Linked DNA regions of Mus musculus: region 1 is linked to region 2. A link is a loop called in an ENCODE intact Hi-C map of the cell type or tissue named here. Cell type or tissue: gastrocnemius. All regions are shown on one strand. Each heading gives the region's core, and the rest is flanking DNA. Links, peaks and the distances in the headings are about the cores only.

The links. Peaks named below come from ENCODE experiments on the same cell type or tissue, not always from the same donor. Only the 100,000 strongest peaks of a DNase experiment are listed, where the experiment ranks them.
Region 1: a loop joins it to region 2, with 2.7 times the contacts of the local background. A loop is called at or near these places in 3 of 42 quality-filtered maps.

What each region holds. Positions count from the first base shown.
Region 1 is chr11:58,101,713-58,112,967 of GRCm38, forward strand. Cnot8 (CCR4-NOT transcription complex, subunit 8) reads left to right here and starts at 2,258. Exons shown (of 7, transcript NM_026949.5): 1 at 2,258-2,496; 2 at 7,844-8,054; 3 at 9,548-9,741. The coding sequence starts at 7,938. In gastrocnemius, for the core only: a CTCF peak has its summit at 5,513; DNase peaks (open chromatin) are centred at 1,796 and 2,292; H3K4me3 peaks cover 2,358 bases; H3K27ac peaks cover 2,291 bases.
Region 2 is chr11:58,321,044-58,332,298 of GRCm38, forward strand. It overlaps Zfp672 (zinc finger protein 672), which reads right to left and starts at 2,322. Exons shown (of 4, transcript NM_001256516.1): 1 at 2,227-2,322; 2 at 1,526-1,686. Sh3bp5l (SH3 binding domain protein 5 like) reads left to right here and starts at 9,664. Exons shown (of 7, transcript NM_024480.5): 1 at 9,664-9,749; 2 at 10,211-10,820. The coding sequence starts at 10,638. In gastrocnemius, for the core only: CTCF peaks have their summits at 5,925 (motif pointing right) and 9,180; DNase peaks (open chromatin) are centred at 2,331, 2,862, 3,143, 9,325 and 1 more place; H3K4me3 peaks cover 3,265 bases; H3K27ac peaks cover 3,346 bases.

The sequences.
Region 1 (11,255 bases), core at 1,421-9,420, 220 kb before region 2:
GCTCGGGGCGGTGGGGTGTGTGTGTGGGAAGCAATCAGTTATTCCATAGGTTTACAGCATTTTAGGGGTTGTAAATTTAGGCACTTATTACTTATTACTAATAATTACTTATTACTAATCTGGATATATTTATATGTTTATGTCCCAAATACTTCAATTCAAATGTATTTTAGATATTATTTTCTTACATATAATGTGCTTTTCCTTAAGATTTATTTGTTTGTTGCTTGCCACCAATAAGTTTATTGGTGTGTCTTTAGACACACCAGAAGGCGGCATCAGATCCCATTACAGATGGTTGTGAGCCACCATGTGGTTGCTGGGAATCGAACTCAGGACCTTTGGAAGAGCAGCCAGTGCTCTTTAACTGCTCTCCAGTTCCTATTGAACTTTTTTTTTTCAAGGCATACCTTTGTTTAGAACTGGGGGGGTGGGGACAATAGTAATAGGTTATTTTTCTGCCGCTGGGAAGGAGGAGTAGGAGGGGGAGAAGGAAAAGGAAAAGAAGGAGGAGGAGGAGGAGAGAGACAAAAATGTCTGGACTATATAGGGAGGAGCCTGTGGGGAAGGGCAGCCCAGCCCCTTGGCTGGAAAGTTCAGGGTTGGAGGCAGGGTATGCCAGGTAGGGACTGAGGGATGCTGGGAGAACCTGGTGGCCAGGTCTGCTTTGGCGTGTAAAATACGCACCTCAGTCCCTTGTCCCAGCATCCAAAACCAAATATTTAGGAATCCAGGCTGCCCATGGAGAGGCACCATTCAGCTCTTAAAAAGATCCATGTTATAACCATGCTTCTCTGTATTTTCAAAACTATGCTTTTCCAGTTGAAGAAATGTGTTCAAACTTTAGTTTCTCTTGTTTGCAGTTTGAAAGCCATTGTTTAAAGTGTAGACACTCCCCTCCAGTCCCTCCAGAAATACAATTAGTGTCTGTGAGAAGCTCTAGGTGAAGGGTGTGTGTGGGGGGGAAGCCAGGTGTTTCCTGTTCAACTCTTTCAGAGCACACCAGGCCTATTGGTGGCAAGAACCCCCCCTCCCCCCAAATTCCATGCTTCTCACATGACTAGCACATGCTAGGTCCACCCTCTCCTGAAGGACTCAACGGCTGCTCCTCACATGACTAGCACATGCTAGGTCCACCCTCTCCTGAATCGAATCACAGAACAGAGCAAGGACATGCACTGAACAGACTGAGGGAAGGCAGTGTCTACCTAGCCTAGACAACCCGAACACCTCAAAAGAGGCCAGCCCTGCAGCTAGTCCCATCAACATTGTTGCAGGGAATCCACCGCAGCTACAGTTACTGACTGCCCAGGCCTGGTTCTTTGTGGTGACGGTTGTGGCTTGGTCTAGGGTTTCATCCTCATCACAGTCTTGTGTCTCTATTTACAGATCCTGGAGAGAAACAACAAAGGCTGGGCTTCAGAAACTGTCCCTGACATCGTTACCCCAGAAGCTGGCTGTGCGATTTCACAGTTTGAAAGGCTAGCTCTCATTTAGTCAGTAAGTCCTATTTTGGGGATTTCTTCTGGAATAAAAGTTTAAAATGAAAAGGGCAAAGTGACTGGGAGACGGGATGTCAGAAGGGGGACACCTGCTGTATGCTTACCTACGGCCCCTAGGAGAGGAAGCACCAGGGGAGGGGAGGCGCTCTTCGGAGGTCTTAGTCTTCTTGCCCCGTGGGAAAGCACGAGGTGGCGATACATCCCAGCATGGCCTCGCTACCAGCGAACCCCCTACTCTCCCTGACTGGCCCCTCTCTCTCTGCACTGACCCACAGTGATACCAGGGACACAGCGGACAGCACAGGCCCCGGAGCAGCGCTGCTTAGGCCGTCCAGGTTCTGGGAGGCAGTGCTCAGCTGACCTCATTCATGACTCGGTTTGGTGGCGCTCTCCCACCCCTACCTAATGGTCATCCAGAAGGGGTTCTGTGAATAGATGGTCAGTGAATGAGGGGTTCAGGTTGCAGTAATCGAGGGTCAGGACACCCCATGTGCCCTGCATCATCACCTACAACCAACAGTCGTAATATGCTCTGATGTTAGGAAGTGGGGCCAGTTCTAGATCCCGTCCTTTCCCGAGGCGCGACTCATGATACTCCAGAACCTAGGCGGGGACCAAGTTTACACTGCTAGACGCCGTTTGAGGCCTCAGGGCAAACCTCGTTTTACGCACGCGCCCTCCGCCAAACCCAACTTTCTCGCTCTGCGCCTGCGCAGGGAGGCGGGGCGTAGGTATCTGAGCGCGCACGGGGGGACGGAGCCGAGACCGGCGGGACCGCGCACGCCTGGAGTGACGCGGAGAGTAGGCGAGTCGGGAGGGCGGACGGGTAGAGTGGTGCAACCTCTTGGTTTGGTGCCCATCGTCGGCCGCTCTGGGCGCCAGGACTCACGTCTCCCTGTCGAGCTGGGTTTCTGGAGCGGATCCGGGGCAAGAGGGAGGAGAGCTCGGGGTCAAGGGCCGCTGCCGCCCGCACTCGGCGGGGCCGCCAGCCAGGGTAAGCAGGTTAGGTTGCTTACGGTAGGAGCAGGAGGCGGAAGTGCCTCCGTGGCGACCCATCCTACACACGGGAACACTGAGGCACAGAGGCTACGGGGCTCTCGGTCCCCGGAGTCCAGCCTGGAGGCCTAAGGAATGGTGGGGGAGGCAAGAGGCCGCTCTGCTTGGCTCTTGGGGTGCTGCAGCTTTGCGTGGCAGGGCCGCCGTCGCGGAGCCAGCAAGCTGGATGGGGTGCCGTCTAAGTCCAGGGCTGTGGCCTGGAACGCTCCAGAGGGGACCTGTTGCCATTTCTTCTAACGGGCCGCTGCTTCCTCCTGCGCCCGTCTTGCACTGCTAAAGCCTTTTGTTTAGTCTTCTGGAACAGGGAAGTGAAGCTGATTGTCTCCCAGACGCTCTGGCGCAAACAAAAGCCGACGACGAGCAGGAGACACTCAGTGGAACTGAGTTCTGCACGGCTAGCAGGGAGAGCGTGGTTTCGTGCGTTCGCACTCCTCGCTCTTCAGAGCCCACCTGGGTGCACAGACACCCTGCTCCCAAGTTTGGATAATCAGGAGCGGTCACAACAGATTGCTTGGCAGCCTAGGGTGTGTGTGTGTGTGTGTCAGTGTTTTTGTGTCTGTGTGTGTGAGAACACAGGGCAGTGTGTGTGTGTGTGTGTGTGTGTGTGTGAGAACCCCTTTCTTTCCCTTTGTAGTTTCAAATGTAGCTTGGTTTGGGGATCGAGTTTTAAAGCCAGCCTGTGAGGCAAACATTGCATGGGATCAAAATTTTCCTTTAAGGGAGAGATCGCACAGCTGTTGATACACTCAACCCTCTCCCCCTCACACTCATAAAAATAAATCTTTAAGGGAGAACGCAGCCTCAACCTCCGAACCTTCCTGAAGAATTTTGAAGGATAATTTTTTTAGGGTTTAATGTTTATTAATGTATGAATTTATAATTAATATCACGAGTGTGTTGGTGGAAAAAATAGGCCGAAAAGGCGTCAACATTCTCAGGGGCTGGAGTTACAGGCATTTGTGAGCCAATTCACATGGGTGCTGGAAACCAAACTCTGGTCTTCTGGAAGAGCAGCAAGTGCTCTCAACTGCTAAGCCATCACTCCAGCCCCATTCTTCTTTAAGCTATTATTATTGTTATTGTTATTATTTATTGTGTGTACACAAGTGCCAAGTTGTCCATGTGGAAGTCATATTTGGGGTTTATGTTCTTTTCTTCTATCAAGTGAGTCTGGGGCTCAAAACTTAAGTTGTTCTCAGCTTGGCAGCAAGTACTGGTTGCATACCTCCAAGCTGCCTCCCTGGTCAGTTTAGTTTGCTTTCTTTCCTTCTAAAAACAGGGTCTCAGCTGGCGATGGTGCTGCACGCCTCTAATCCCAGCACTTGGAGGTTGAAGCAGTTAGATCTCTGAGTCCAAGGCCAGTTTGGTGTGCACAGCCTGGGCTACATAGAAAAACCTGTCTCAAGGGCGCACACCTTTAATCCCAGCACTCAGGAGGCAGAGGCAGGCGGGTTTCTGAGTTCGAGGCCAGCCTGGTCTACAGAGTGAGTTCCAGGACAGCCAGGGCTACACAGAGAAACCCTGTCTCAGAAAAAAAAAAAGAAAAAAAGGAAAAAAAAAAAAAAAGACAGTTGTGAGCTGCCATGTGTGTACTGGGATTTGAACCCAGGTCGCCTGGAAGAACAGTCTTAATCACTGAGCCATCTCTCCAACCCTGTCTCAAAGGACAAAATGGAACAATGAAATAAAAGCAGGGTCTTCTCTGATTGTAGCCCAGACTGGCCTCAAGTTCCTGGGGATTCTCCTTTCTCAGCCTCCCGAGTGTGGGACTGCTATCTTACTTCTCAGTATATATAAGTCAGGATGTCAGTTTTTTCTTTGAGTTGTGAAATTCATTATTGTTCTTCTGGTTGAAACCTCAGTAATGAGGTTACCCCAGGGGCTGTTGTTACACAAATAACTGTACTTGAAAACAGAATTCTGAGGTATGGGAACGAGAGGGTGATGAAGAGAAGGTATCTTGGAGCCTGAGCTTCTTGGGTGGAAAGTGGAGGGAGGGCGTTAGTCTGTGTTGAATTGCTGTGTTCTCTCTTCCCTGTGGCCAGCATGCCCAGGAAGTTCCTTTGCTCAGTTAAATGTGCATTATATGGTCTCTCTCATATGCCTGGGAAGGATTCCTTGTGGATCTGCCTGATGATAGAGTCCAAAGCCGAGGCTGATCTGGAACAATCTTTCTTCTTCTTCTTCTTTTTTTTTTGTTTTTTGTTTGTTTTTGAGACAGGGTTTCTCTGAATGGCCCTGGCTGTCCTGGAACTCACTCTGTAGACCAGGCTGGCCTTGAACTCAGAAATCTGCCCGCCTCTGCCTCCTGAGTGCTGGGATTAAAGGCGTGTGCCACCACCTCCCGGCTCGCTTGATGGCTCGCTCTTTCTTCCTTTCTTTTTTTCTTTCTTCCTTCCTTTCTTTCTTCCTTCTTTCTTTCTTTCTTTCTTTCTTTCTTTCTTTCTTTCTTTCTTTCTTTCTTTCTTTCTTTCCTTCCTTCCTTCCTTCCTTCCTTTCCTTTTTCTTTCCTTTCTTTCCTTTCTTTCCTTTCTTTCCTTTCTTTCCTTTCTTTCCTTTCTTTCCTTTCTTTCCTTCCTTCCTTCCTTCCTTCCTTCCTTTCCTTCCTTCCTTCCTTCCTTCCTTCCTTCCTTCCTTCCTTCCTTCCTTCCTTCCTTCCTTCCTTCCTTCCTTCCTTCCTTCCTTCCTTCCTTCCTTCCTTCCTTTCTTTCTTTCTTTCTTTCTTTCTTTCTTTCTTTCTTTCTTTCTTTCTTTCTTTCTTTCAAGTACACGGGAGCTTTCTTCAGATACTCCAGAAAAGAGAGTCAGATCTTGTTACGGATGGTTGTGAGCCACCATGTGGTTGCTGGGATTTAAACTCAGGACCTCTGGAAGGGCCGTCAGTGCTCTTAAACTGCTGAGCCATTTCCCCAGTCCAATCTGGGACTTTTTAAGTCTTAGCACAGGATGGCCACTGGAGGCATAAGCCATCACTCTCTTAGTATCTCTTCATTGGAGAAGAACTGCCTTTTCCATTCTGGAATCTGCCAATCATATACCCACAGATTGGCTAGGGAAAAGTTTGCTGTAAGAATGGCTCCTGTGTCTTTGCCAGTGTCTGCTCCTATGTGGCTCCACTTTACCTGATAATGTAACAGTAGCTTTGAAAGTGGTTGGCTTCCTGAAACAAACTCTCTCTTAAAAAGCTTTAGGCAGTTTGTTTCTTTATGCCTGTGTCCCTTTTTGTTTTAATGGAAACATCTTTTGGAAGTCCAGGAATGGCGTCCACTTACCTGCTATGTAGTTTATGACTTGCTTAGGGAAGCAAGATTATGTCTCTGTTTCAGTAACTGGACATGGGAGGTGACCTCAAGAGCTAGGTGAAGCAGCTGGTGTTGATGGGTGCAGTGCTTGGGGGCAGAGAAGGGCAGTTTTACAAGTTCCGAGGACAGCCTGGAGAACTCTTGACAAACATTTTCTCAGTTGTCAGGAAGCTGAATTTACTGCGCATTCATTGTGAACCAGCTTCTTCCCTGTTCTCTATTAGTTCACTTGCAAGCCTTTATTCATGAAAGAAAAACAGGGGAAGAAATGGGTTGTGTGGTAGCTCCACAGGTGTGTGTATGTTGAGAGCCACCACACAGCTTTCAGTTTCAGGGGAGCATCTGAAGAGTAGCCTGCCTTGAGTGAATGAATGGTCTCTTAAGGAGAAGTAGACAGCATTGAGAGTGATCCTCATTGTCTTCTGGAGTCTCTACTGTATGTCAGTTCCAAAGCTGGGAAACAAGGATTTATTTCCCATGCGCTGGTCTTAGGAAACCCCTCATGTTCATTTACTGTTGCTGCAAGTGTTTGCCCCTGTGCACTGGAGCTCACTGCTACATACTGACTGTGTTCAGGAGCCATACAGTGGGGGGTTTGCCTTATGAGGAAGCTCTTACGTCATTATGCATCCCTCCTCCCAGGGTCTCTCTAGATTGCTACACTGGCCTCTAGCTTGTGTTTAGTTGTGTCTGTGTGTCTGTGTGTGTTTTGGAGTCAAGGATCAAGCCTGAGGCTGTAAGCATGAGCTCTGTCTATGCCTTTTCTGTTCTGTTAATAACTGAGCCTTTTGCGTTGGTTTGCTGTAGTGACAAGTGTTCCGGTGGTGTTGAATTTGACCCGGCCCAGTACTTCCTGTGCTGTACACCGCCGGCCATTCTGCTCCCGTTTGAATTACTTTTACTGGCCTCCTCTTTTTTAATTATTTTACTTTATGTGTATAAATATTTTGCCTGCAGAACGGCTGTGTACCATGTGTCTGTTTGGTGCTTGTTGAGGCCAGAAGAGGGCATCAGACCCCTGGAACTAGAATCATGGTTGGATGTAAGCCACCATCTGGGTACTAGGAACTGACCCTGGATCCTTTATTAGAGCACCAGTGCTTTTAACCGCTGAGTCATTTCTTCAGCCCTATCACCCTCTGTTCTTATTGTGAACTTTACTGCCTAACTTATTTATTATGAGTAAAAAAGTAGACATCACAGGGCTGCAGAGATGGCTCAGCAGTCAGGACCGGTTTCTGCTCTTGCAGAAAACTTAGGTTTGGTTCCTAGCACCATATGGTAGTTACAGCCATCTCTAAGTACAGTTCCAGAGAATCTGATGCCTGCCTTTGTGCATTGTGCACTGCGTGCGCATGGTATATATAAAATCAAAACCACCCCTGTCCAGCGTAACTTGCCTTTTTTTTTTTAAAAGATTTATTTATTTATTTGATGTATATGAGTACGCTGTTGCTGTCTTCAGACACATCAGAAGAGGGCATCAGATCCCATTACAGATGTTTGTGAGCCACCATGTGGTTGCTGGGAATTGAACTCAGGACCTCTGGAAGAGCAGTGGTGCTCTTAACCACTGAGCCATCTCTCTAGCCCAGTAACTTGCCATTTTTAATGTCATGTTAAGGATTCGGGTCAACAGGTAGGGTTTTGTTTGTATCAAGAGAGAACAAACTTGACAAAGGCAAGTGTAAGCACTCCATAGGTAGTGGATGCTGAGTGCACTGACTGTTAATGAAGTTATGGTAAAACTCTGGTTTGTGTGTGTTTTCAGATAGGGTCTTGCTAGGTAGCCCTGGTTGACCTTAAATGGACTCAGTATGCAGTCCACGCTGGTCTCCCTCCTTCTACCTTGGCCTCCTGAGTGTTAGGATCATGTGTCTGGGTCACGTATCTGACTAAAATACAATTTTAATGTGTTTGATTTGTAGATATCTTATACCACCATGTAAACTTAATGTGATTTCAAACTGTCTTTATATCTAGATTGGATCCAGTGTGGACAATTAAATCAAACAGAAGGAGGCTTGTTTGTTTTTTTACATAGTTGGCTCACGGTGGCTCCTCAGGTGCCTTCAGGATGCCTGCGGCACTTGTAGAAAACAGTCAGGTCATCTGTGAGGTGTGGGCCAGCAATCTTGAGGAAGAGATGCGGAAGATCCGTGAGATTGTCCTCAGCTACAGCTATATCGCTATGGTGAGTAGGCCCTCCCCACCAAAGCCAGGGAAGGTTAGACTGATGGAAACCTAATTGCTTTTGTGAATCAAGGCAGCTAGTGTCTCTGAGGAGGGCATAGCTTCTGACACAAGTTTTTGTAATGTGTTCCTCTGATGGAAAGTCTTTTATATTTTTATTTTTGTTTATTTAGATAGGATCTGGATATGTAAGCCCTGGCTAGCCCAGCACTTGCTGGGTAGTCCAGGCAGGCCTTGTGCTTATCCTCCTGCTTCTGCCTTCTTGGTGCTGAGCTATGGTTGCCCCATTGTGCCCAGTATGTGTGGTGCTGGGAAGTGCTCTAGTGTCTGACCTACCTCAGCCCCTTTGGGTATATCTCCTCACACATGGGAATTTGAGCATGTGGTACTTATTAATTTTTTAAAATTTGGAGACAGGGTTTCATGTAACAGGCATATTTCAAGAGGACGACTTGACTTTCTGATCCTCCTGCCTCTATCTCCCAAGTGCTAGGAAGATAGGCATGTACCAACATGCCCAGCCTATGTTTTCAAAATATTCAAACATTTTATTGCTAGCACAAAAAAGGCAGGAGATGTCACATTGCAGATCTGGTGTCTCTGGGTAAAGTGGGAAGGACTGGTACTGTGTGGCTTATTTTCCTGCCCAATGGCGGGTTAGGTGGCACTCTTCTTAGGCCAGCCCCTGAGCACGCAGGTGCTCTGTTTTACTCCAGGCTTGGAGCTTGCCACTGTCTGTATTCAAACCCTGCTTTCACTCCTCTGTCCATAAGAGGCACTAGCCTTACAAGCTCTCCCAGCAGGTTAAGATCCTGTCATCCCAAACACTGGGGGTGAGGGTGTGGGGTCAGGAGTTCAAGATCAATGAGTATAGGCCAGTCTGAGCTTTACAAGGGTATAAAAGGGTTTTATGTACACACGGCAGTGAAATAGTCACTCAGGAAAGAGGAAGGCTGCATTTGTCCTTTATAAAAACATTAGACCAAGGTGGGAGCTCTGAACAGCAGGCCATGAGCCGGGCTTCTCTTTCAAGTATACGTCACACCAAGAAGCTGATGGGATGGAGCGAAGCCCCTGTGAGCCACCCCATCTACTTGGCTGTATTTGTATTTAACTCATATTGGAAGGTCCTATCTGAAGGCTAGAGAGATGGCTCAGCAGTCGAGGGCACTTGTTCTTCCTGAGGACCATGGTTCAATTCACAGCACCCATATGATAGCTCACAACTGTCTGTAACTCCACTTCCAGGGGATTTGACCCTCTCCTACAGACACACATGCCACCAGTGCACTTGAAGTAAATGAATAAGTGAAAAAAGACGTTCCTACCTGAGCGCAGCTCCCTCTAGTCACCCATTCACCTGTCTGGGTTCTGTTGTGTTCTAGACCTTGGGAGCTTATCTTGGGCTTCTGTAAACTGAAGAGCAATTTTGCTCATGGGTTGCTGAGCACCACTGTTTGCTGAGGCTTAATGGTAAGAGGCTTTTGTTCCTAGGACACAGAGTTCCCAGGTGTTGTTGTACGGCCGATCGGTGAATTTCGAAGCTCCATAGATTACCAGTATCAGCTTCTGCGGTGCAATGTTGATCTTCTTAAAATCATCCAGCTGGGCCTTACGTTCACCAATGAGAAGGGGGAGTACCCGTCTGGAATCAACACATGGCAGTTCAACTTCAAGTTCAACCTGACGTGAGTGTCTTGGGAGACCCTCAGTGTTACTAGACAGCTGAGTTTGAGTGGGCTGGTTGCTGTAAGCTTTACTAATCATGTGGTTTTTGGGATTGAGGTGGGAGGAGACATGGTTTCTCTCTATTATGTTGCTCTGAGTGTCCTGAAACTTGCTATCTTTTTTTTTTTTTTTTTTTTTTTTGGTTTTTCAAGACAGGGTGTAGTCCTGGCTGTCCTGGAACTCACTCTGGAGACCAGGCTGGCCAGAGACCAGGCGGTCTCAGAAATCTGCCTGCCTCTGCCTCCCAAGTGCTGGGATTAAAGGCGTGTGCGACCACGCCCAGCTCTTTTTTCTTTTTTTTAAAAGATTTATTTATCTTTTATGTATGTATGTGAGTACACTGTAGCTGTCTTAAGACACACCAGAAGAGGGCATCAAATCCCTGTACAGATGGTTTTGAGCCACCGTGTGGTTGCTGGGAGTTGAACTCAGGACCTCTGGAAGCAGTCGGTGCTTTTAACCGCTGAGCCAGCTCTCCAGCCCCCAGCCCAAGATTTTTAACTGTTTTTTTTTGTTTTGTTTTGTTTTTTTGTTTTTGAGACAGGATTTTTCTGTGTAGCCCTGGCTGTCCTGGAACTCACTTTGTAGACCAGGCTGGCCTTGAATTCAGAAATCCTCCTGCCTCTGTCTCCTGAGTGCTGGGATTAAAGGCATGCGCCACCACGCCTGACCTTAACTGTTATTTTGTGTATTAATGTTTTGCCTGCATGTATATCTGTCCATCATGTATGTGCCTGGTGTCCACAGCAGTTAGCAGATCCCTGGGACTGGTAGTACGGATGGTTGGGAGCTAAGCCTGGGTCTTCTGTCACGGCAGCAAGAACTCGTAGTGCTGAGCCTCATCTCCAGCCCTGCCTTTTGTTTGTTTTATAAATAAACTTCAGGGGCTGGAGAGATGGCTCAGTGGTTAAGAGCGCCGACTGCTCTTCCAAAGGTCCTGAGTTCAAATCCCAGCAACCACATGGTGGCTCGCAACCATCCGTAATAAGTAAACTTCAGGGTTAGTTCTGTCTCAAGTTTGTTTTGTTAAATTCTACTGTAAATAATATAAAGAAGTGTAAATATGATTAAAAATTAAAAAAACCAAAGGCCGCATAGATGATAGTTCAGTGGTTAAAAGCCCAGGTTGTTCTTCCAGAGCTCCTGAGTTCAGTTCCCAGCAGCCACGTGGGCACTCTCTGTCTGTGATGGGCCTGAATGCCCTCTTCTGGTGTGCAAATATACAGACAAACATCCATATACATAAATAAATAAATATTTAAAAAAGATGAAAAACAGCATAAAAAAAATGTGTGGCTCAATGGTTAGGACACCGGCTGCCCCTCCAAAAGATCTGAGCTCAATTCCCAGAGCTGGGCTCACAATTGTTTAACTCATTCATTTACATAAAACACAATTTTAAGCAAGAGAATATAGGTTTTCTGTAATTAGGAAATACAAATCTGCTGGTTTTTGGAGTGTTTCAGGAGTTCTG
Region 2 (11,255 bases), core at 1,871-9,870:
GCCTCCACCTCAAGAACCAAGTCTGATCATGATCCAAATACAAATAGAAAGTTTTCATTTTAAAAAGATTGTAAAATCTGTGAAGGCTAGAAATTAGAGTGTAGGTACAAGAAAATACAGATAGCAAGAGCGTATCCTCTATCCCTCTGGGAAAGACTGAAGTACAGAATGGCTAGAAATCTTGGAGTAGAAAGAACATGGGAGAATAGACTACAATCTTTCTGGGCCTTTCAATGAGTTGGACATAACATACTCTACACTGTAGGGAATGATGTGTAACCATGTGCCAATTAACAATGGAATGAAATCCTGACAATGTGGACTTGTCATTGTGACTATCACAGAAATTACTTACATAAACTCAGTTATGACATTGCCAGGTGATTGAATCTTAAGGGATCACCAATAAATAAACAGACTAAAATGCTGCTTTGTGGCGAGTGGCTGTGTTAGCTCTTTCAAATCTGTTCTCTATGGATCCATCCAACCATATACATTATATATATACTTTGCCCTGGATAACTGAGTTGGGATAAGAACCTGTGGAAAGCCACACATATGCTGAAGACTCTGCAGAGTGATTAGAACTTGCTTGGCTATGGAGACTTGGACTGCTGCAAATGGAGAGCCTAATTCATCCTGTGTCATCTCTAGTCCTTGTAATAGCCATTTACCACCCACCTCCGCATCTGACCTAAGATCCTTAAGACTATAGTCATTTAGGAGACTATTATCTTCTACTCACTCAGCAGCTAAGTTGCTCACTAGATAGCATCTAACACCTATAGCATGGGCTGGTAAGATGTCTCTGTGATTTTAAGAGAGCTTGCTGTTCTTGCAAAGGACCAAACTTTGGCTGATTCTCAGCATCAATGTAGGGTGGCTCACAAGTGCCTGTGACTGAAGCTCCAGGGGACCTGTTGCTTTCTTCTGACCTCCATGGTTGAGTGCACTCAGACACATGCCCAAACACATATACATAGATAAATCTTAAACCCAAACCAGGCCTCCCACCTCTTTTGTTGGCAGAGTTTTCTCATCTGCTACCTGTACTGTAGGTCATACTTTCTTTGGGGATGAGGTATCATGTAGCTTCAAGTTGTCCTCAATCTTGCTACCTGAATTATGGAGGCTAATAACATGATACAGGAATTTGTTCCTTAAGATTTTGTTTATAAAAACAAAGCACAACACCCTAAAGGCTCTCCCAAAGATCACCTTCCTGTGTACCCAGTCTCATCTCACAGCACCCCGGCACAGTAGTGCAAGCATCCGAGGCAGAGGCGGGAAGTCTGGTAGGGGTGATACATTTATTTTGGATATCTTTATTTTTAATCACCTTAACAGTCATTTACCTCTCATCTCTTTAACAGACTTTTGTACCATCAGGTAAAGCTTTTGGAAGACATTAACTTAAACCACTAACCTCCACTAACCTGAAAGCTAAGACTATAATTACATAGCATCTAAAACTTATAGCAATTTCCCCCCAATTCTGCTGTAGCCTGCATACATCTCACATTACCTTTGGGGAGCTTCGTTTTATGTTGACAAACCTGCTTAGAGGATCCAGAAAGGCAAGCATCCAATTCCTAGTTCTTCCATGACTAATTGTGTGACCTTGAGGACTTAAGTTGCCTGTACCTGCAGCCTGGGATAACTCAATACAGGAAACCATAACAGTTTCTATGAAGAGAGAAAGGTCAAAGCAGTCATAAACCTGAGAACTGAAGTTGTGCGGTACTTGCGATTTACTCTGCAGGACCGCTCTTACTTAGGCAGAGCCTGACTGAGGCAGGGGCATAACTTACTGGCCGACTTCTAGCACACTACAGCCTGCCAGGTCTTTCTGGCTTTTTCGCTCCGCCCCAGGAATCCTTTCCCACCGCGATGGCACGCACACCCCGGCCTGCCTTAACCACAGGCGGGCGCCGGCGCCCCAGTGACGCGAGCCTGCGGGGCGCTGAGGCAAGACACACGCTTCCTCGGGTCTCCTGAAGCTGTCACTACCGGCCACAGGCTGTCATCGCCCCTTGGCCCGCTCCGTCAGGCGGGCAACTTCCCCGGTGTGAGGCTGGACAGCACCGCCGGCCTGGAGCAACCTGCGCAGGCGCGTTGGCCCGCCGCCCTCCGGTCCAGGTCCCTCGACCCGGTATTGAGAGGAGACGGCAGCGGCCGAGGGCCGCGGCCCCGCCCGCCCTGCCTTGAGGCCCTCAGCCCTCTCACCAGTCTTCGGAGGGCCGCTCCGAGCCGCGTTCACCTCAAAGCGTTGCGGACAGCGCTGGCCTCAGGGCGCGGAGGAAGGGGCGGGCGCAGTGCAGGGCGGGGCCAGGAGACAGCACGCTGATTGGCCCACTCTGTCCGCAGGGTTACTGGGGCATCTAGCCCGCGCAAGCGCACTATTGACCTGCCCTGGCAGAGGGCGGAGTTGACATGGTGTGCCCACAGTGTCACAGGGCAGGTTTAGCTAACCTGTCTCTCCGTTCGGGTGTCCACGCGTGGGCCCTTCTGCTACTGAGAGCAAAGGGCTGTGAGCCCAGTGCCACCTTGAGCTGAGTCAGGGCCGTATAGACCACTCGAGGGAGACCAGTAGCACCCATCCGTCGCCATGTTAATGTATTTCTAAACTGCGAGGCCAGACCAGATGCTCACTGTCTTGATTAATCTTCCCCATAGATTAATGACCTGTCCAGCATTGCCAGGGACGGCGGTAGTCCTGTTCTGCTGACCAGATGCCTTCCGGTGTGAATGGAGACGGCTCCCAACCTTTCAGAGCAAGGGCTTCTAACCAGCGCTTGCAGCATAGAACGCCCAACTCAAAACCGTAAACCTGCTGGGGATGTAGCTCAATTGACAGATTGCTGGACGAGCCGAGACCCAGAGTTTATTTACAAGTACCACACGAAACAGATCGGTGGGACGCAGACTCGCTGGACGCAGTGGGAGCAGGAATTCAGCCAGCATAGACCCTGAGTCCGTGTTGGTTAGTTTTGTCTATTTGAAAGGATATCAAAACACCTGAGAATACAGTCTCAACGAGAATTATATGGGTTGAGTTGACCCATGGTTAACATTTTCATGATTGGGTTAAGTGAGGTGGAAGGCCCACTCCGAATGTGGGAGGTACCATGTCATGGATTAGGTTCTGCACTGTTCTGAGTGTTGGGAGGCGACAGAGAGCAAGCGTCAAGCACCCATTAGCTCTTTGTTCATGACTATGGGATGTGGAGCAAGCACCTGTACTGCTGCTGAGACTCCTCTATAGTAATGGACTATCACCTAGAGTTGGAAGCTAAAATAGTCTTGCTTCATTTAGTTGCTCTGTCAGGGTGTTTTACTAAAGCAACAGACATGAAACTACCTGTCAAGACCATTATTGAAATAAAAGAGTAACATTAAAAAAAAGTTTGTGTATGACTTAATTTTGTAAGATATATAAATATATTTAATCATTTGACTTTATAATACATACTGGGAACTGATAGTATCTTCAAGTTACCTTTTAAAAATTTACATCACAATATCAGCCCCCTCCTCCCAGTACCCTTTGCACGAAGATCCTCCTCCCATCCCCCTTCCCTTCTGAGTGACTTATTTTGTAACAACTTCACAGTTGTTTACTTTTTAGATGACAACAGACTGAAATGTCACACAAATATATTTGTATATACACATAGGTTCAGCTTTATGGTGGTTTCCAGGGTGTTATCTTCTAGGTGCAGACAGTGAAACTGGCATGGCCAGATGTTACAGATGGTTCTGGTCATGAGTAAAAGACAGCGATTACTGAGCTGCTAACCTGTCATTTGCAGAGCAGGTAGGCTTTGTTTTGAGAGAGGGTCTCACTATGTAGCCCTGGCTGGCCTGGAATTTAGTATGTTCACTTCAAATTCAGAGATCCACTTGCCTCTGCCTCCCCGTGTCAGGACTAAAGGTGTGACCATCATGCTCTGCAATTAAGATAGGCATTATCTGATGATTGAAGGCATTTCCACACCTCAATCCAAATCCACACATTGCCTGCTGGGTTTTAGGCCCTCCATGTTGCACACGCAGATGAGATATGGAAGGATCCAAACCTTGCTTTCTATTTTCCTGTCAATTTTCATCATAAAAGTAAATATAACTCCTTGTCTATTATTTTTATCCTATCATGGCTTCTAGCCTCAAAAGAAAACCTAGCCTCAGCCGGGCAGTGGTGGCGCACACCTTTAATCCCAACACTTGGGAGGCAGAGGCAGGTGGATCTCTGAGTTCGAGGCCAGCCTGGTCTACAGAGTGAGTTCCAGGACAGCCAGGGCTATACAGAGAAACCCTGTCTCGGAAAAAACCAAAACAAACAAACACAGCCTCAGGACTGTAAAGATATCTTAGTGGGGAGAGGCTCTTGTGTACAGACCTCACAGCCTGAGTTTGATTCCCAGCTCTCACAAGGTACCAGCAGAAAATCCTCTAAGAGTTGTCCTCCGATCTTCACATGTGCATGTGCACTAGAGCACACACATACACACAGCAAAATAAATAAAAATTAAACTGAACTCCAGAGACAAATTACATATTTAGTGAAAAGCAGACAGCTGACTACATTTTTGTTAAGGCACTCTGCTTAATTTGCAGGGAATTCATGCAAGATTTCTAAGACTTATGGCTTGAAAGGCATTAAACACATCGACAAATCTGGTGCTCAAGGATTGTGTTGTAAGGAAAAACAGAAATGGAAAACTCTGTTTTGTACACCTTCCTTGTCTCTTTCAGTCACTACATCACCTGCCAATTCTCAAATGGAACGCACAGAGCTAAACTCTGACATTCAAGTAAAGAAAAATTTGATGGTGTCTGACTCATAGGTCCTATCCTAGAGATACTTATTTTTCAACTTATGATCACACCTCAATCATGACAGCAGCTACATTTGAGCAACTATTTTCAAGAATGAAGCATAGTTAAGAGTAAAATTAGAACCCAGATCTTGTGAGCACCTGAGAACTGAAATTGCTCATTTAACCAGATATTTATGCATCGGGCCTATCCCACTTAGCTTTGTTGCCTTCTTTAATTTTTAAATAATAAAAATAATGCTGCTTTAATTATTAGTGACTATAAACCTGGGACCTGCCCAGTGATTTTAAAAGACACTCTGAACATGGTACTGCCTAATTAAAATTATTCAAAACCTTTTTTGCTTATATATGTAAGCAGATATCATCAAAATGATACATAAACACCCATCTCTCTCTCTTTCTCTCTTTTTTTTCTTTTTGGTTTTCCGAGACAGGGTTTCTCTGTGTAGCCCTGGCTGTCCTGGAACTCACTCTGTAGACCAGGCTGGCCCTCTTACTCAGAAATCCGCCTGCCTCTGCCTCCCGAGTGCTGGGATTAAAGGCGTGCGCCACCACCACCTGGCTGGGTGTGGCCAACTTAAAGGTGCGAAACACTTATCCCAACAGAAAGACTGATGTTTCATTTTAGCCTTTTGTAGGTAAACTAACTATGAAGAGGTATCAGTAAATTAAACATAGGCAAGCTACATGGATTTGGTATAGTACAAAGATATAACATGCTGGAAAGGTATTTAAAGATCAACATTTTTGAAAACAAATTTTACTAGTTCAAGATAGGTCTTAGTTTTTAAGGATGAAATTAATAAGATAGTAATATCAGGAAAAACAAATGTAAATGCCAAACTAAGGTAATTGCCAGTGCTTACCAAGGGTAAGCAGGAGGGGCACAGCAGTTCTAGGCCTGCAGTACAGCGAAACCACCTCAAAACGGCCCAGCCTGCTCCTGCTCTTCCTCCAGAGTCCTTTTTTCTGCCTCTGGCCTGACACAGCTTTGCTCTCTGTCTTTAATGCTTTTACAAGTTAATTTTTTAATAATTAAAAAAAAAAGTATGCATATATGTATGTGCTCCACATGCAGGCAGTGCCTGAGGCGACCAGAAGAGGGAGATGGATCCCTTAGAACTGGAGATACAGATGGCTGTGTGCTGGAAATTGAAGTTGGGTCCTCTCAAATAACAAATCAGGTTGTTGCAGGCTTGTATAGCAACTCCTCTATCCACTGAGCCTCTTACCCCTCTCACCCAGATCTTTGTTTTCATCTTTTATTTTCCTTACAACATACACTGAACTATCTTCATTAAAAACTAGGTTTTGTTTTTGTTTTTGTTTTGGTTGTTTTGTTTTAGTGGTTTTGCTCAGTCTTTTAATCCAAGCACTCGAGGGTAGAGAGAGGTGGTCTCGAGTTCCAGGACAGCCAGAGCTATACATTGAAAGCCTGTCTCAAAAAAAAGCAAATAAAATAGATTAGTAATAAGTAAGTTTTGGGGGGATTGGAGAAAAGGCTTAATGGAAAGAGTACTTGCTTTTGCAGAGAACCTAGATTTGATACTTAGCACCCACATGATGGTTTACAACATCCATAACTCTAATTCTAGAAGACTCTATGTCTCCCTTTAACCTCTAAGAGCACCAGACATGCATGTGGTACACATACATACAAGCAGGCAAAACACTCATACATGAACAAATCTAAAAATAAGAATTCTAAAACTAAAACTTCCAGTTTTTGCAGCCCAACAGTCTGGACTCAGAACCTACTAGGACCTTGCACATACAGACAAGTTCTGAACTGTATTTGCACACTCCATTTTAAATTTTTACTTCTTTCTCTGTTTTGGAGACGTTATCACACAGTTGCCTAGTGTGACACTCTTCCTGCCTTAGTCTCCCTAAGTGATGGGATGACAGGTGTGTCCCACTGCCCTTGTTCTTTGTTTTTAGTCAGTGTGTATGTGCATGTGTGCTGACTCACAGCCGTCAGTCCGCTCCTTCCAACTCTTGGGTTCTAGCGATCTAACTCAGGCTGTCTGAGTTGGCAGATGGTGCCTTTTAACTGTTGAATGATCTCCTCGGTCTATACCTTTTTATATTGCACTTCTGAAGGTGTGTGTGTATTGGGAGAAGGGGTTGGATCAAGGGCCTCAGGCATGCTAAGCAAACCCCCATCGGTGTACTAAATCCCCAGGCTTTAAGCAGTTACTCACAGGGTTAGAATGGAAGGGGAGAACTAGGAACTGAGGACCTCTTGGTTCCTAATGTTTCCATCCAAAACCCTGTACTAAGAGGTAACTAAATCCTCGCAGGGTTTCTAGCACCAGTGGTCTTGTTCCTAGGAGGACCAGGTCCCCGTGCTTCATGGAAACAACTGTCTGAGAAAGTTCAACACTGCCAGGAGAAAGCACTAGATATTCTGAGCAACTCCTGGGATTAACAGAGTCCCAACTTCCTTTTCTTAGAGCACTTCCTAAAAGGGGCCTACAAACTTGTCTCCTTCCTTTATCCCTTTAAGGTAGTGCATGCATTTCTTACTCTTTAGGAGAACCCTTCTCAGGAAGCCAAGAGCCAAACATCTTGCTATGCAGTCATTAGGAAAGACAGGGCCTTCATGCCCTACCTAGTCTTGGAGAAACATTCTTTGGTCTAACTTTGGTCAGGCGCCTGAACCTTTTTCTAGGCCTATCCAAACACTATCTTGTAAAACCTAGTTTTAATGAAGGACTTTGTGAAGGGAGTTTACCAAGACCACCCCTCTGCCAATTCTGTATGCCAGGCTCCCAATTATAGACACAAGCCTTCCAGGATTGTCTTCAGCAAGAACCCAGTTAGGTTGGCTTAGCCAGACCCCTTTACCCTTTTTTTCCCTCGAATCACATTCTCATCCACTAACCCTCAAAACTGATCTTTGGTTACAAATTTCCCCCTTGTTCATCTCTAGTTGGAGTCCTATTTCTCCCCCACTGTACTGGCTCCTATATCTAGCTGTACAATCCTTTATACCAGTTCTTAACCTGTAGGTTGTGACCTCTTTGGGGGAGGGTCACATATTATACCTGATACCATACTTGAATATCAGATATTTACATTATAATTCATAACAGTCGCAAAATTACAGTTATGGAGGAGAAACAAAATAATTTTACAGTTGGGGGACAGCACTTTAAAGGGTCGCAGGACTAGGAAGGTTGAGAACCACTGTTTACACGGCCTTCCTTATCGTTCTTTGACAAGCCACAGAATACTTTTTAGTGTAACTGCTAACTAGACACAAACTGGACTTACAGCATAGACAGTTGAAGCCTGTTCCCCTGGCACTGCCTCCCTGGCATAGCTGTAGCCATTTTGCTTCTCGCCTGCCAGTATGAGTGCCATCTCATACTGCTGCCACTGAAATTAGACTGACTGCTGACCCAGAGAATAGTCTGGCTCAGACCGTGGTCATGTTGACCATATATCCCGGTATGTTCAGAGGTTTGTTACCATGTTTTGAGGACTGTTCTTCTTGCAAACTCCCCAATTGCAGACTTCACTCAGAGCTAAGCAAGATAGAAGTCAACTTGAACTGTTATGTCTAAATTATTTAAACACACACACACACAACTTGGAAAAAGGCCAATAACCCTACAAGCCCTCCCCGCAATTGCTTGTGAGTTCATTATGGGTTTCTGCCTATATAAACTGACCCTGAAACGAAGTTCATGATAGTAGCATTCAGTTCCAGAGTCTAAGCTATGTCTACCGACCGTGGGGTGTGCATTCAATACACTATCCCTGTCTGACTGAGATTGATATTCCTGTGGTTTGTGGGGCGACTCCTGGACCCTAACAGGGACCAGCTCTGGAATTCCTTTCACTTCAGACTGTGGAACCCCGTCCTCCTCCATTCTCATGCCTCTAGAAACACCTAAAGACTCCTTCACAGATAGGAAGGCAGCTCTTGACTAAACAGACTCTTTACCGATTTACTAAACACGGGCTATGTTCAACAGAACCCAATGGGAAGAGAATTGGGCCCGGATACGTGTTTCATCTCCAGAAAAAAAGCCTGGGGCCCCGAGGCCGTCAGACATTTGTACCACGCAAGCATCCATCCTGCATCCCATCCATGGCTTCGGTCCGTCTTGCAAGCCACACATAGCACTGGTATCCAGACCACCCATGAACGAAGCAGGGAGCTCACTGGGCTAAGTTCGAGCCTCCTCCTCCCACTCTAGGAAAGTGAGCTAACAGTGAGATCCTCTGCATTCACGCGGTAGCCGGCGTCCCGTGAGGCCGGCTACTTAGCGGGAGAGATGGCGCCCGCTGCAGGTGTCGGGAGAGGTTCACCCACCTGTCTCGACCTAGAGTCCGCCGGATTCACTGAACCGAGAAAAAAGAAAAGAAAAGGAAAAAAAAAATCACTTTTGAAAAACGACTTCGTTTTTGTTAGCAATACCCAGATAGGAGCTAGCCGAAACCGGAAGTTGCATCACCTCCGGTCGCGCCAGGCAGTGACAGTCCTTAGCCCCGCCTCTGTTCCTAAAGCAACGATGGCCGCTCCCGCGTACGACACTATTGCTAGCATTTCTCGAATTGGGAGGGACTATCGATTTTCATCACCTGCTGTAGTTTTCCTCAGCAACTCTTACTCATGCATTCATTTTATTTAGGCTTGGTTGGCGGGTGAACTGGGAGCTAGGAAAGGCGACGTCGGATGTAGAGTAGCGCCATCTTGTACGGACCCTGAACGTTTAGCACGCCGAGCGTGAGCTTACATCGGGCAATACTTGTCAGAGAGGAAAAAAAAAAATAGCGTTTTTACGCGATGGCGTATTTCCGTTTCCTCTCTGCCAGGGCGTTTTTGGTTGGACGGTCTTGTTGCGGAGGGAGGGGGAAGATTGTTTGCTCCGTAGACGCTCCCCGTAAAGCAAGGTAAACTGAGGTAAAGCCGGGAAGGGGCATTTTTTTTTTCGCCTGGTTACATGGGATGGCTGGGACTCAGACGCTGGGTCCGCGGAAGAGTATGCGCTTGGAGCCTGGAGGCTCAGATGGCCCCCAGGGCTGGAGAGGCAAGGTTGGGGGATAGAAGGTGAATTGCAAAGCCGGACCGAGGGGGACGGGCTTGGTAGAAAAAGGGTGTGGAGGAGAGAGGGTGGGGCTCAGAGGGAAGTTTGGAAGGGGAGGGACTGTGGAGGGAACAGGGACGCGAGCAGAGTCGGACCTAAAGTCCTTGAGGCCGGAGGAAAGAAGTTGAGGTGGGGGACTGGTCGGATCTCGGGAGTGTGTGTTGGGAAACCAGTGGTATCTTGGGGAGACCCAGGACGCGGAGGAGGCTGCTGGCCAAGGTTCTGATGCTGACATCCTATGTAACTTGACCTTTGTGTCTCCTGCAGCTCCCCAGAGGCGCATCTCCCACCCTCTGCTTGGACTTAGCTTTCTCTCCATCTGCCACCACAGCCTGGAGGCGCTTGCCTCCACCCTCCCGAATGGTGCTCCTCTTCCCAGGCGTCGGCCCAGGATCCAGGCCCCCTTTGCTCCTTGAGTTGGAGCTGTTGCCGCTGGGGTCTCTTGGTGGGCTCCCCGTGGTGAGGTGTGAAGAACTTTTGCACAGACGAAGCTTTAGTTATAAGGACCTCCTCAGCAGTTCGAAGCTCAGCCTCTAACTGAACGCGAGGCCCATCTGTGCTGCTTCTCTTCGGCCTTTGAGAAGAGAAAGCCCTATTCTGTTCCATCCAAAGTCCAGGAAGCCTCAAACTGGGGCCCTGCTCCCAGCATGCCAGCCCTCTCTTGTGCATAGGGCTTTGCCCTCTTCCAGCCAGCATGGCTGATCTCAAAAAGGCTGCAGGGGGCCGGGAGACTCCGCAGGGGGAACTTCGGTCAGAGGTGGTAGAGGATGAGGGCCCTAGGAGCCCGGTCGCAGAGGAGCCTGGAGGAAGTGGAAGCAACAGCAGTGAGACCAAATTGTCCCCTAGAGAGGAGGAGGAACTGGATCCTAGGATACAGGTGAGAAGGCTGATGGAGGAGGTCAGAAGTCCAGAGGCCAGACTTGCTGAAGAGCTGTGGGATCAATGAGGCCTTAGACTCCTCTCTCACAGTGGGCTGGGGTGGGAAAGGGAAGCAGACATGTACATAAAACGTGGCGGTTCAGTGTGACAAGTGTGACAAGTGCTGATGGAGAGCAGGGACCCTGCCTGAGTGCTTGGGGCATAGAACCACTCATTGTTCTTCTTTCTGAATAAGCAAAAAGATTGCTAGCTCAGGTATCTTACATATCCTGGAGGCAAGAGGAGATGGCTGAGACTGGGAGGCAGTTTGGAGGCTGAGGAAATCTCCCCCCCCCCCCCCCCACCTTTTACCTTCTTAGATATGTCTCTCAGAATCATTTTGAGTTGTGAGACCTTTCAGGTATTTGAAAGGCACGGTAAGGTTTGAGTCTGT